Linked DNA regions of Homo sapiens: region 1 is linked to region 2. A link is a contact called in ENCODE Hi-C or POLR2A ChIA-PET data. All regions are on one chromosome and are shown on one strand. Each heading gives the region's core, a stretch centred on a gene start or an enhancer-like site at or near the end of the contact. The rest is flanking DNA. Distances are from core to core; before and after follow the strand shown. Region 1 overlaps BFSP2 (beaded filament structural protein 2). Region 2 overlaps BFSP2 (beaded filament structural protein 2).

Region 1 (4,289 bases), core at 795-3,294, 61 kb after region 2:
CGCTCTTTTGTAGAAACGAGGCCTGGAGAACACCTTGCACGATGCCAAGCACTGGCATGACATGGAGCTCCAGAACCTGGGCGCTGTGGTCGGCCGGCTGGAGGCGGAGCTCAGGGAAATCCGAGCGGAGGCGGAGCAGCAGCAACAGGAGCGCGCGCATCTGCTGGCCCGCAAGTGCCAGCTGCAGAAGGACGTGGCGTCCTACCACGCCCTGCTGGACAGGGAGGAGAGCGGGTAAGCCTCGCTTCCGCGTCAATTATCCAAGAGATGCATATTCATGGCTTTAAAAATAATTATTTTCCAAACACTGTAGAAGTATTTAAGAAGAAATCACCCCAGACTTCCTCTCACATAGGCACCCATTCCCACAGCCTAGCTGTGTCCTTCCTTTCCTATTCACATACAAATAATATATATAATATATTCACATACTAATACATTTTCTATATGTATGCATATTTATGTATGTATATATACACACATACATTCACATACATGTGTATACCTAGGACGTACATAATAGCTGTTAGGAATGTTTCAGTTGCTTGTAATAGAACCTAATTAATGAGGCTATAAACCAGTGCTCCTGAAACTAATGTGCACTCAAAACCCTGCGCATCTTTTTTTTTTTTTTGGATACAGGGTCTCGTCTCGGTATGTTGCCCAGGCTGGTCTCGACTCAAACCCCTGGGCTCAAGTGATCCTCTCACCTAAGCCTCCAGAATAGCTGGGGTTACAGGTGTGAGCCGTGACACCCCAGCTGGGCATCTTTTTTAAATGCAGATTCTGCTTCAGTACGTCTGGGGTGGGGTCTGAGAGTCTTCCTTTCTAACAAGCTCCCAAGTGATGACTATACTGCTGCTCCACAGACTACACTCTGAGTAGCAAAGATGTGTAAATCATTTATTTAAGAGTCCCAGAAACAGGTGATCTAGGCTGCTCAAAGATTTCATTAAGGACTCAAGCTCTTTTCATCTTTCTAACATACCATGACAACATTGGCTTTTTGTCTTTATCTTTGTCACCCCATGGTTACCATATGCCAGCCACAGATCCAAACATCACATCCTCATTCCTGGCCGGAAGTGGGAGAGAAGAGGCAGCAGCAAAAAAAAAAAAAAAAAAAAAGGCTTTTTCTTTTTTTTTATTGATCATTCTTGGGTGTTTCTCGCAGAGGGGGATTTGGCAGGGTCATAGGACAATAGTGGAGGGAAGGTCAGCAGATAAACAAGTGAACAAAGGTCTCTGGTTTTCCTAGGCAGAGGACCCTGCGGCCTTCCGCAGTGTTTGTGTCCCTGGGTACTTGAGATTAGGGAGTGGTGATGACTCTTAACGAGCATGCTGCCTTCAAGCATCTGTTTAACAAAGCACATCTTGCACCGCCCTTAATCCATTTAACCCTGAGTGGACACAGCACATGTTTCAGAGAGCACAGGGTTGGGGGTAAGGTCACAGGTCAACAGGATCCCAAGGCAGAAGAATTTTTCTTAGTACAGAACAAAATGAAAAGTCAAAAGGCTTTTTCTTGAATGATCCTCTCCTTTAATCAGTGAAGGAAAGACATTTTGAGGCTTGCAGTGGACTGTCCCTTATATCTCATTGGCCAGAACCTGCTTATACTGGCCATACCCATCTGCAAGGGAGGCTAAGAAAGCAACTCTTTAGCTTTTCCAGACTCCATAGTGGAGGCAGGCAAGGGGTTGGGACTAGGAGTTGAGTTAGTCTGCCATAATTACACACACACACTTGCACTCACTCTTTTTTTAATAGATAAGGATTCCAGAGGCATATACATCAGCCTTGGGCCTTAGCTTCCTTGCCAACTCTTTCCAGAAACCCAGGCCCTTATTTTGTATCATAGTTCTATGCCTTCTTATTTCCCTCCAAGACTCCTTGTCTGACATATGTTGAATAAGGAATAGAGACAGCTTAGTGATTGTATCATCCAACCCCTCCTGATTCAAGAGAGAACACAAAGACCCAGAATGGAAAAAGATTTGCGCATGATCACACAGGAGGCGGAGACAGCACTGGGATGGGAGCCCAGGTCTCCTGCTCTCTCCAACTGTGTAACCTCTCTTTATTCAGAAGGCGGGAGAGCCTCAAGGAAGCGACCTAACCACGCCCTGCTTTCAAATGGAAAATATGTCATCCAGCTCCTCTCCAACTGTCTTTTATTGAATTGATTTTTGTTGATTATAAAAGCCAGATGTTCCTAACAAAGTATTTTTTTTTCAGATGCCTATGAGCATCTGTATAAACACACAAAGTCAATTTAAACAAACAGCAAGAGCAGTGAGTTAGGCCGAGTTACTTCTTAAGAATCTATGTGCTACGTTCATTTAGTGAGTGCCAAGGCAGACCTGACTCTTGATTATTTTTGTTTATCCTCCAAACCCTGCCAAGACAACCTCATGATCCGTGTTTTAGAGACAGGAAACAAAGCCTCAGAGAGCTTAAGTCATGGCCCAAGGTCTCACAGCAAATAACCATGGAGTAATTATTTAAAACCCAAAACTATCTTGTTCCAAAGGCCAGATTCTTTCATGAGATGGCCCCCTTTCTCGTAATCCTATTGTGATAGAATGACCGATTTTCCTCACCCATTGCTTCTGACTCCTATGTGTTTCCTTTCAGCTGATGGAGAAACTTCCTCTTTTTCATGAAGAAAACACCCTTCCTCAACAGCTGACCCAAGAAGTTGCTTGAGGAGCTTTCTCCTGAGCTCCAGTCCCTGCTGGATTCCCTGGTTAATTCAGCTTGAGCTGAAAAGCTTCCTGGAAGTGGAGAGGATCCTTCTGCTTTAATCTGAGTAGTCTGTAGCTTGAGCAATCTCCCTTGTCCTCCTTCAAATAAATGCTTTGTGCGCAGCGTCCAGTTTGCCCACCTTGTTCAACTCACTATAGGGTCGAGATGGATATCACTTTGTCTGTCTGGCCTTTGCTCACAGAGCTATGCTTGAAGGCTTCTGGAAGGATTCCCTTGAGTGTGACGCCATCTGCCTCCCTAGGGTCACCTGCTCTTGGGTTTGTCAACATAAAAGTGCTGCGGAGGCAAAAGCAGTGCTCATGGCATGCAGGATTGACGCAGTCTGGGACAAAAAACAACACTCTTGCTCGAGAGGGGATTAGTGTGGTGCTTTATCACATGTTTCATAATTACAGGCATCGTGGAGTATTCAGACCTCTTTAATATACTCTGCATGCATATTCATGTGCAGACACACACATTTCACTTGCTATTGGCAGAGCATCTCTCAATCAGTTAAAAGGGAACTTCAATCTAAGCCCAATCTAAACCCATTCAATCTAAGTGGGGGATTAATTACACTGTGGTTGCTCACCCCACTTACAGCCTCAGAATTTTCTTCCAGGGTCCTTTCTCCAGTTCTCTCAGGGCCTAAGCCAGCCAAATATAGTTCATGCATCTGCCACCTACCCAGGCAAGACTCTCTTGCCTTCTGATTAAAATTGAAACCACCACCTGTGTCCTACCACAGGTTCTCAGTGTCTCTAAAACTGAAAGGAAAAAAAAAAAAAAAAAAAGCCCAACTTTAATTTTGTCATTCCTCCCTCAAACTTCTGTTGGTCTACCTATCACACAGAATTACAGACCAAAATATCCAAGCTGAGTCTTTGTGTTTGTGAGCTGCTAATCCAGACAGGGGGATGTATCCAACACTGGTACATTTGAAAACCCCCATACCCGAGGGTCCAAATAACCAAGGCCCACACAAAGAAAAGAACATTTATTTATCCTTAAGGATTGCTTATAAGAGAAGCAAGGTGGCCAGGCGCGGTGGCTCATGCCTGTAATCCCAGCACTTTGGGAGGCCAAGGTGGGCAGATCACAAGGTCAGGAGTTCGAGACCAGCCTGGCGAATATGGTGAAACCCCGTCTCTACTAAAAATACAGACGTTAGCCAGGCTTGGTGGCGGGCGCCTGTAGTCCCAGCTACTCAGGGGGCTGAGGCAGAAGAATCGTTTGAACCCAGGAGGCGGAGGTTGCAGTGAGCCGAGATTGTGCCACTGCACTCCAGCCTGGGCAACAGAGCAAGACTATCACACAAAAAAAATAAATAAATAAAAGGCAAGATATATGGTATCCTGGTTGGAATTGCTACAACTGGTTTTCCTTTTTGGCCTGCAAGAGCAAAGGAATTGTATTAAAGATCACATGAGCAGAACCACTATTTACAATGTGCATAGCCCCTTGACATAGGTCAGTTTGTTGTTTGAGACATGGAAATAGGCAAGACACCCTAAAACTACATTTTAGCAAAGTATCCA
Region 2 (3,840 bases), core at 716-3,215:
TAGAGATGTTTTAAAGTTTAAAGAAAGACTTGTGAGCCACTTCCAAGTGAATCCATAGAGACCTGTTAGCTCCCCTCTTGGGAAATAGACAAAATGTCATTTACAGTTTTCAAATATTAAAGTAAGTCAGTTATAGAATAAAAGCATGATCCATCAATTTTTAAAAGAATATTATTAAGAACATTAACTGCAATAGATTGAAATCCATCAAATATGTCAGTATAACACCGAAAAAAAAAAAAAAAAAAACTAATTAATCACCTTTGGAGCCCACTGAGGAACCAACTCATTTTTAAAACTGGTAAATAATGAGAGAAAATAAAGCATTTTCCTGCCTTTCTTATAAGACCTATAGGTATATCCAGTAAGAAAAATAAATAAAGAGAGGAATTATCTTTTTATAGATGTATTCCAGCTAATAAAGAAAAATAATAGAATTATTAATTTTATTTATATCTATAATAAAACAATGGCTCTAGGCAATAACAATAATCAAATGGCTATGACCTTCACAAAATGCGACCAGCAGCCGTTCTGCATCTCCTGGTGGAGTACACATCACCACCTATGAAGTAGTCTTGCAAACAAACAAAAAACCTGAATATGATTAAGCCTCAAGATAAAACTACTAATTTACAGAAAAGAAGGGGGTCAGATGAACGGGTTAATTCTATAGTAAGCTCTACTGTGTCTGGAAATTTAGTTTTAATAAAGGCAGCACTTGAAGCCAATAGAGGGAAGGGTGGACTTTTTAATAAGTGATATTTAGACAACTAGACAGTCATAAGGAAAATAATAAAAGTATTATTATAGAGATGAAACCAGCAAAATCCAAACTCTGGGAAACTATAAGACAAAAGACCCAATTTTTTAACAAATAAAAATTGCAAGGGAAAGAAGCAAGATGGTAAGAGAAATCTATACAGTAAAAGAGACTAAATTAACATATCAGCCCATCAAAATGGGCTTTATTTGGATCACTATCCAAACAATTAAAAAATATATTAGACACGAGAAAAGATAAACACTATTTGATAATTGAGAAAGTATTACGAAAGTATTATTAATTTTTAGACGTGATCATCGTTGTGAAGTCATGTGTTCTTTTTAAAGCATTCTTATAATTTGCCAGTACAGGCTGAAATATTTGAAGAAGAAATAATATGATGTCTGGGATTTGTTGAAAATAATCTCAGGCAGAGTGGCAAGACGTGTGGGCACAAGTAAAACAAAATAGGCCACGTGCTTATAATCAAGGAAGCTGGGTGATGCATATATGGGGGTCCACTATAACAGATTTCTTGTGACTGACATTTGAAATTTTTGTAAAAATGCAGCTAGAAGACCTACCTCATCGGGTTGGTGCAGGAATGTAAATGAAATGATGTGTGTAAATCGCCTGGCACATAATCAATGCTTTAAGTTTGTGGAATTGAATAAACTTGAAGACATACATTAAGTGAGCAGTAACACAAACAGCTGCTTACATGAGCGCGTTGATCAACCGACATACGCTGTGGGAGTTTCCAGAAAGAGCAGGGTATTGATTAGTTCTCAGCAAGGGTGCCCCAGGAAGTGGGGACTGAATGTGGGTCCCAAGGAAGATGCCAGAAGATGGCCCTTCAGAGCGGGGCCCCGCGTGGACCAAGGTGGGAGCCGGGCATGGCGTCCTCAGGGCAGTCTGGGTGCCGGGCAGGCCTCCTACCAAGCGCCAGCTCTGCCGGGGCCACTGCTCTGTCTCCCTCCCTCTCCACTTCCAGAGCCTGGCACAGGGAGGCATACCTCGACACACAGCGGGTGTTCAAGAAACGGCCGGTGGTGAAAGGTGAATGTGGAACCAGACAGGCTCCAGGTTTCAATTCAGAACTCCAGCTCAGGGGTTCTCTGAAATTCCAGACCAGCAGTGAGACAGGAAGCGGCTGCAATGTCTGACACAGAGAAACAACGCAGCAGAATCCTCTGCCGCTGTGAGAAGAGAACCAGGATGCTGGTTAGATACTGACGTGGAGCTGGCGCCAGAATGTATCTGAGTAACCACGTCTGTGCTCTGCTACTATTTCTGTTTCTTAGAAAGTGGAGGGCAGACCCTCTCTGGAAGCACACATAGGGGCTGCGGACAGTGGAGGCTTCTGGTGAGAGGGCTGGGGCTGGAGACAGGGCAGGAGCAGGCTTACTTTGGGGTATATACTCTTTGACACTGTTTGGAGGTTTTACCTTAAATAAAATATGCAGTAATAAATAAAAGTCCTGTCAGTGGCTTTTGGGGTGGGGGAAGCAGTAATTCCTATCAGGTCTTGGGGCAGGGGAAGCCTTCAGAACTCCACGGAAGCAAGAGAACCTTTCTACTGACGTGTCCCGGTGGGAGAGAAGACCCATCTCCACAGCTCCTCTCAAAACAAACCCAGCCAAATTAAACAAGCGTACAGAAGAGCAATAGGAAAGATGTTCTAAAGGGCTACACTCTCCAGAAGAGCTAAATTAAAACTAATCCAGGCAGCTGGCACAAGTGCTGAGGACAAATGTGGTGGCTTTTTACGGGGGAATTAGTGAAAGAATGGCTGAACCAAGCAGAATGTTACTCAGGGTCCCCAGCGCTCTCCCAGAGGGTTTATGCTGATCCACCGAATTTGAGGACTCAATTTAGGCAAATAAAACCTAGTTTATTGTCGTCTGGCTGGGGAAAAGCACATAAAGACTCATTGATCTGGTTGTAAACGAGCTAGTAGAGCTGGCTGTCACAAGTGCATTATTCAGCAGAAACGAGAAGTGATTTCAGCAGTCCTCAGGAGGGAGTGAATGCAGGGCACAGGAGTGGAAATCTCCACCACCAAACTGACCACCACTGGAAAACAACTTGTCCTTTTTAGTTACATGTTTATTGCAGGACCAACGAATAACCATCTAAATAAGCGCTAACTAAATAACACTACAGTGTGGAAGTTAGAAAGCCCCCGCATTTCAGCAGGCTCTGGGAAAAATTATGCAGAAGACAAAGTCCCCTGCTGAATGTAACTGCCCACGCCTGCCTGGCCCCTGTACTCACGCCCTACTCATCCCTGTCCGCTCCCGTCTACTCACCCCTGCCCTCTCTCCCCTACTCACCCCTCTACTCACCCCTGCCCTCTCCCCTCCACAAACCCCTCTACTCCCCCCATCCTCTCCCCTCTACTCACCCCGTCCTCTCACCTTACTCACCCCTGCCCTTTCCCCTCTACTCACCCCTGCCCTCTCTCCCCTACTCATCCCTCTACTCACCCCTGCCCTCTCCCCTCCACAAAACCCAGTACTCACCCCTGTCCTGTCCCCCCTACTCACCCCGTCCTCTCACCTTACTCACCCCTGCCCTCTCTCCCCTACTCACCCCTCTACTCACCCCTGCTCTCTCCCCTCCACAAACCCCTCTACTCACCCGTCCTCTCCCCTCTACTTACCCCTGCCGTCTCTACTCACCCCTACCCTCTCCCCTCTACTTACCCCTATACTCACCCCTGCCCTCTCCCCTCTACTCACCCCTGCCCTCTCTCCTCTACTCACCCCTGCTCTCTCCCCTCTACTCACCCCTCTACCTGCCCCTGCCCTCTCCCTTCTACTCACCCCTCTACTCACCCCTGCCCTCTCCCCTCTCCTCTCTACTCAGCCCTGTCCTCTCCCCTCTACTTATACCTGCCATCTCGTCTCTACTCACCCCTCTACTCACCGCTGTCTCACTCCCCTCTACTCACTCCTCTACTCACCCTGCCATCTCTGCTCTACTCACCACTGCCCTATCCCCTCTACTTACCCCTGCCATTTCCCCTCTACTCACCCCTATTCTCTCCCCTCTACTCACCCTGCCACCCC

What was found. A loop is a pair of places that touch in the nucleus more often than their neighbours do. ChIA-PET counts read pairs that join two places held with the same protein, here RNA polymerase II (POLR2A). Pooled maps may share reads with other maps.
Region 1: POLR2A ChIA-PET joins it to region 2 with 10 read pairs in activated B cell. The contact joins two enhancer-like sites. A Hi-C loop is called at or near these places in 2 of 37 single-sample maps with no recorded cell type and 2 of 50 pooled maps. POLR2A ChIA-PET finds 5 or more read pairs at or near these places in 2 of 52 experiments (activated B cell and naive thymus-derived CD4-positive, alpha-beta T cell).

Annotation. Positions count from the first base shown.
Region 1 is chr3:133,472,332-133,476,620 of GRCh38, forward strand. BFSP2 (beaded filament structural protein 2) reads left to right here. Exons shown (of 7, transcript NM_003571.4): 6 at 14-234; 7 at 2,638-2,877. The coding sequence ends at 2,641. The region is part of intron 1 of BFSP2-AS1 (BFSP2 antisense RNA 1); the gene reads right to left. Among named protein-coding and RNA genes, the nearest start is that of BFSP2-AS1, 17 kb to the right of the region's middle. RefSeq lists enhancers at 890-1,549, 3,133-3,202. Within about 2 kb of position 2,045, at least 12 of the 41 ENCODE cell types and tissues checked have a DNase peak (open chromatin) inside an H3K27ac peak, as active enhancers do.
Region 2 is chr3:133,410,951-133,414,790 of GRCh38, forward strand. All of the region lies in intron 1 of BFSP2 (beaded filament structural protein 2), which reads left to right. Among named protein-coding and RNA genes, the nearest start is that of BFSP2, 13 kb to the left of the region's middle. Within about 2 kb of position 1,966, at least 5 of the 41 ENCODE cell types and tissues checked have a DNase peak (open chromatin) inside an H3K27ac peak, as active enhancers do.